2 separate regions of the Mus musculus genome follow, and region 1 is linked to region 2. Evidence: chromatin loops called from intact Hi-C (ENCODE). Cell type or tissue: left cerebral cortex. All regions are shown on one strand. Each heading gives the region's core, and the rest is flanking DNA. Links, peaks and the distances in the headings are about the cores only. Region 1 overlaps Rab10 (RAB10, member RAS oncogene family). Region 2 overlaps Rab10 (RAB10, member RAS oncogene family).

Region 1 (2,914 bases), core at 151-2,650, 55 kb before region 2:
AGGGTTTCAAAGGACTGGGCTGCAAGGATTCCAGGCCGGGTGGGTTTTGCTTCTTACTGGATAGCTCTGAAGGAAGGCTTTTTAGATTTATGATTCTTACAGTGCTCACCAGGATGACTGTTCTTGTTTTTCTGTATACCTTCAATTCTTACATATCCATATTAGAAATCATGTAAGTTTTTGTGATCCCATCTATTGCATACTGTTGCAAAAATAAATTATTGGTATGTTTCATATTTAAGTTTATGAGGCTAACAATTCAAAATCTGCAAAGTGAATCTAAAGTCACAGCTGGCGGTGGTTCTAATTCCAAAACTTGAGTGGCTAAGGCAGGAGGATCACAGGGTCAAATAGCAAGACTGCTAACAACATCGAAAAAGTGAGTCTAAGATCATTTGAATAATATTTAATATATATAATGTAATATATAACATATTATAATATATAATAATACAGAGGCAGGAGTCTATGCCTTTTTTCCCCCCTGTAGTTGCTAAGTCCTAGAAGAGGTGGGTGATGAATAATGAACAGAGGTAGGAGGAGAGATAGGATATAGTACAGTGATACCCTCTTCATACAGAACATACTGGACCAGGGCTAACTTATTTTACTACTTTACTTTTAATTTTCTTTCTGAGTATTGTGAAGTAAATAAATTGTGATCAGATTTTACTTAATAGTAAGTATTAGCTGTTTGATAATTGAGAAATTTGTGGGGTGTGTTTGTGTTGCATGTGGAGGCCAGAGGATGAGGTCAGGTGTGGGCCTCTGTTCTCTCCATTGTGCTTTTTGAGATAGGGTCGCTCATTGAACCCTGAGCCTGCTGATTGATTGCTGGCAAGCAAGCCCTCAAGATCCTCCTGTCTCATTTTTCCCAGTGCTGGGATTCCCTATGCCATGCCTAGCTTTTTACTTGGTTGTTGGAAATCTGCACTCAGGTTCTATGGTTTTACATCAGACACTCTAGGGCAAAACTGGTCTTAGAAATTTAATGATTGTTTGGAAAGTAATTAAGAAAGTAAGTAATTACTGGTTTTAGATGTACACAAATTTCAGTGGTTGATTTGACCGTAATTTTCTTGGCAGTATGCACTCTGGAAAGTATTACTCAATGATAGGATAATTACAAGAATTTGTTGTTGTTCTTCTTTTTCTTCTTTTTTCCTCTGTTAAGATTTATTAATTTATTTTATGTATATGAGTGCATTGTAGCTGTCTTCAGACATACCAGAAGAGGGCATCATATCTCTTTATAGATGGTCGTGAGCTACCATGTGGTTGCTGGTAATTGAACTCAGGACCTCTGGAAGAGCAGTCTGTGCTTTTAATGCCTGAGCCATCATACTAGCCCAAGAATTTGTTCTTAAAGTACATTTTTTCCCCCCATTTTTGTTTTTTTGAAACAGTGTTTCTCTGTCCTTAGCTGTTCTGGAACTTGCTTTGTAGACCAGGTTGGTTTCAAACTCAGGGATCCACCTGCCTCTGCCTCCCAAGTGCTGGGATTAAATGTATGAGCCATCACCACCTGGCAAAGCACACGTGTCCATGTGTTTTGTGTGTGTGTGTGTGTGTGTGTTAGCTTAATATTATTTATTTTATGTGTTTGAGTGTTTTGTCTCCACGTTTGTATGTAGACTTTGTGCCTAGTGTCCTTTGAAGCCAGAGGTGGTAGATCTTCCAGAACTGGGGTTGTAGACAGGAGCCACTATGTGGGTGCTGGGAACTAAATCCAGGTCCTCTGCAAGTACTCTTAACTGCTGAGCCATCTCTCCAGCCTGTTTGGTTTTTTGAGAACAGGGTTTCTCTGGTAGTACTGGTGTCCTGGAACTCAGTCTGTAGACTAGGCTTGCCTCAAATTGTAAAAATTTGTCTGCCTCTGCCTCTGGAGTGCTGGGATAAAAGGCAATAGCTACTACCCCTAGCCAAAGCACACATTCTTCTTCTTTTTTTTTAAAAAAAGATTTATTTATTTTATATATGTGAGTACACTGTAACTGTACAGATGGTTGTGAGCTTTCGTGTGGTTGTTGGGAATTGAATTTTTAGGACTGCTCGTTCCAGTCAACTCTGCTCGCTCAGTCCCTGCTTGCTCCAGCCCAAAGATTTATTATTACTATACTTAAGTACACTGTAGTTGACTTCAGACGCACCAGAAGAGGGCATCAGATCTCATTATGGGTGGTTGTGAGCCACCATGTGGTTGCTGGAATTTGAACTCAGGACCTTCAGAAGAGCAGTCAGTGCTCTTAACTTCTGAGCTATCTCTCAGCCCCAAAGCACACATTCTTAATGTATTGTTTTCACTAGATGTCTGTCATTTGGTCCTTAACCCTCCCTCCACACCTAGATTTCTTCCATTTTTAAGGTTAGTGTCTTCACTGAATAATGTAGTCCCTGGCCTCAATGTAAGAAAGTTAAATTGATAAAGACTTGCCTCTGAGAGAAGTGTAGTATCTTTTTATTATCTGAGTGCATTAGCCGAGCTTCTACTAACCTCCATTAAAGACTGTTGATTAGGCCAGCACAGTGGCTCAGCAGTTCAGGCCACTTGTGCCAAGCCTGATGACCTGAGCTTTTCCTTGGGACCCACTTGGTAGGAGAGATCAACAACTCCAAGTTGCTCTCTGATATCTGCATGTATGCTGTGACACTTGAGAGTGTGTATGTACATACATACATACATACATACACACACATACATACACAGACTAGAGTCAAATCAATCAATAAGTGTAAATTACTTTTCCCTAAGAATCAGTTGATTTAACTAGATGTTGTGGCACATACCTGTAATCCCAGTACTCAGAAGGCAGAGGATATAAGTGTAAGGCTATCTTGATCTACAAGGAAGAATCCAGGCTGGCCAGGGATAAGCTGGACATGGCGGCACAACCTTGTAATGCCATCACTCAGG
Region 2 (2,914 bases), core at 283-2,782:
AATGTAATGGAAACCTACCTTGTAAGCTAATCTGTTTTGAAGATGGAAAAGACATTTTGAAGTAAAGCATATTGGCACACATTTTGAATTCCTCCGTTGGGATGGTAGAGGCAGAACTGCATACTGAGATCAAGGTTAGCCTGTGTACCACTGTGGGATCCTTTCCTTAAAAATCAAAAAACTGCTGAGTATAGTGGTGTACACTTTTAATCCTGGGAGACAGAGGCATATGGATCTCTGTGAAAGGCCAACTTGGTCTATATAGTGAGTTCCAGGTCACTCAAATCTACATACATAGACCCTGTCTCAAAATAATAAAATAATAATAATCTTCACAAATCTAAAGAATCCCTGGTTTCCTTTTCTGTTGGGTTAGTGCCCCTTTTCTAGCTGAGCTGATTTCAGTTAAGTTAGAGAAAGACAGAGCTAGAAGTTCCTAGAGAAAGTGAATTCCTGTTGTGTTTTCTCGGCATGGGCCCTGTTTGAGCTGCTCTTTACTTTTTGTGTATTTTCCTTAAAAGCTGTCTAAAGAGCAAAGGCTTTTATCAGGCAAGCTCACAGGTATTTGGGACCTCATCCTGTTAGTGTAGACTGCCCCCGTTCCCTAACATTTACAGGGACAGGTCTATCTTGAGGCAGCCAGAATAGGCCAAACAGGAGTCTCACTTCAGGTTTACCAGGCTTTCTGAGGGCTTTGTGGGTTTTCAGAGCATTGTTCTATTTTCCCTTGTTCTACCAAAGGCCTTTTAAGTTTTGTCCATGACCCTTTCAGTTCTATTTGTGATATTCTAAGATTCATGTTCAGAATAATGTTGGACAAGTGTAGAGTGATACAGAGGAGAAATTCCCCCCACCTGAGCATCAAACAATTCATATTTTGGTGTGTCCTAGGTCTCTTGCCCACAGGAATTAGGTAACTCATTTTTGTCCCCTCCCCTTCCACCTACACGTGGTTGAGATTGCTCTTTCTAAAGATTTGGTACAGTGATAAAGACCAGTCTGAAAAGGCAAATATCTGAGCAGAGCAAGGCCCTTGGGGTCTCTAATATAAGACATGGCCTAACAGGCTTTTTGTGAGTTATAAATTACGAGTTTTTATTTGGCAGGGGCAGGGTTTGCAGAAGCTCCACAGCACACAAACTCACGTCACTGGGCTTAGACCAGGCAGTTAACCCGCTGAACTACCTCACCAGCCTTTCAAAACAAAACAAGAGTCTTGCTGTCTGTCTAGCCCAGGCTGACCTAGAATTCCTCTTCTGTCTTCTGAGTTGTAGGATCACAGGCATGTGCTACCACGCCTGGCTCAGTAGTCCTTCTGTTCTGAGAACTCATAGATCAGGGCAAGGATGGTTTGAGATGCTTTAAGTGTTGTCAGGAGATGTCTGTCACAATTTACAGAGGAGGCCAACTAAAGGACAACCAAAAACAGTTTTCAAATTACAACTTTTCGAACACTCCCTCATATGACTGTAATTGCCTTTTGTTGTGTAACCTGACATTGCTTTGCATCTTTCCAGTGAGTCTGTTTTCATCCATGCCAGTGCTTTCTCACGGGTTGCTTGCTTCCTTGTGTTGTTGCAGACCCCTGTAAAAGAACCCAACAGTGAAAACGTAGATATCAGCAGTGGAGGAGGCGTGACGGGCTGGAAGAGCAAGTGCTGCTGAGTGCTCTCCTGTCCATCTGCTGCCATCCACCATCCGGTTCTCTTCTTGCTGCAAAATAAAACACTCTGTCCATTTTTAACTCTAAACAGATATTTTTGTTTCTCATCTTAACTATTCAATCCACCTATTTTATTTGTTCTTTCATCTGTGACTGCTTGCGGACTATTATAATTTTCTTCAAACAAACAAACAAAAATGTATAGAGAAATCATGTCTGTGAGTTCATTTTGAGATTTACTTGCTCACTCAGCCCTGCACTTCAGTTGTATTATAGTCCAGTTCTTATCAACATTAAACTAGAGCAATCATTTCAACTATTCTGCAAATTGTATAAGAATAAAAGTTAGAATTAACAATTTTATTTTGTACAACAGTGGGATTTTCTGTCATGAATAATGTGCTTGATCCCTATAATCTATAGACGTGATAGCAAAGAAACAAAAGCCAGGAAAACACTCATTTTCGCCTTGAACTGTATGTGGGTTAATTTGTCCTGTGCCTTATGTGGAAAGGAACGTCTTTGGTTTTCTTTTTTTGTTTTGGTGGAAGCATGAGCAGGAGACATTTCATCCCAGCATAAACTCCTTCAGATGCTTGTGGTTTGCTTGGCTGTATCTTTCACGATAGTTAACTGAGGACAAAGGGTAATGCAGAAGTGATATTTGATTTCCATTCTCATTCCCAGTGGCCTTGATATTTAAACTGATTCCTGCCACCAGGTCCTTGGGCCACCCTGTCCCTGCGTCTCATCTTTCTGCATGCTGCTTTGTTTGCCCCTACTACTCCTGGTGTGAGTTATTTAAAGATGAAAGGTTTGTCAAGTTTAACATACAGCACTGATTTTACCTTGCTAAGTAAACAGAAAGATAAATTCTAACTGCCTATTAACTGTCAGTTAATTCGGGTCAGCCCCTCATTTACTCTCTCCCCAAACCTGCCCCGCTGTTGGCCTTCTGTCCCCCACCCCTTCCTGTCTATCCATGGAGTTTATGAAATGGAAGAGTTAATTGCATGCACTAGTGTTTGGAGGGTGTTGTGGCTTGTCTTTCTAATTAGGTATATATCCTATTCACTTTCCTAGAGTAAACCTCCTAACCTGGATTTGACTAGTCTCCATTATGCCAGCTCCTCTGGCAGTTCGGCAGCCCAGGAAAGACTGGTTTTAAAAAAGAGCAAGAAGGAGTGGGTCTTAGTAGCGTTTGTCAAATGTATTGAGATTTGGCCTTTGAAGAACACATTTGGTATTAAG

Evidence for each region. Hi-C counts contacts between places; a loop is a spot of excess contacts. Peaks named below come from ENCODE experiments on the same cell type or tissue, not always from the same donor. Only the 100,000 strongest peaks of a DNase experiment are listed, where the experiment ranks them.
Region 1: it touches region 2 in a loop (7-fold over the local background); 15 of 42 quality-filtered maps call a loop at or near these places.

The regions. Positions count from the first base shown.
Region 1 is chr12:3,303,777-3,306,690 of GRCm38, reverse strand. All of the region lies in intron 1 of Rab10 (RAB10, member RAS oncogene family), which reads left to right. Among named protein-coding and RNA genes, the nearest start is that of Rab10, 4.7 kb to the left of the region's middle. In left cerebral cortex, for the core only: a CTCF peak has its summit at 1,221 (motif pointing right); no DNase peak of the experiment used is centred there.
Region 2 is chr12:3,248,538-3,251,451 of GRCm38, reverse strand. Rab10 (RAB10, member RAS oncogene family) reads left to right here. Exons shown (of 6, transcript NM_016676.5): 6 at 1,582-2,914. The coding sequence ends at 1,665. Rab10os (RAB10, member RAS oncogene family, opposite strand) reads right to left here. Exons shown (of 7, transcript NR_015551.1): 7 at 1,078-1,585. Among named protein-coding and RNA genes, the nearest start is that of Rab10os, 14 kb to the right of the region's middle. In left cerebral cortex, for the core only: no CTCF peak of the experiment used is centred there; a DNase peak (open chromatin) is centred at 1,563; H3K27ac peaks cover 216 bases.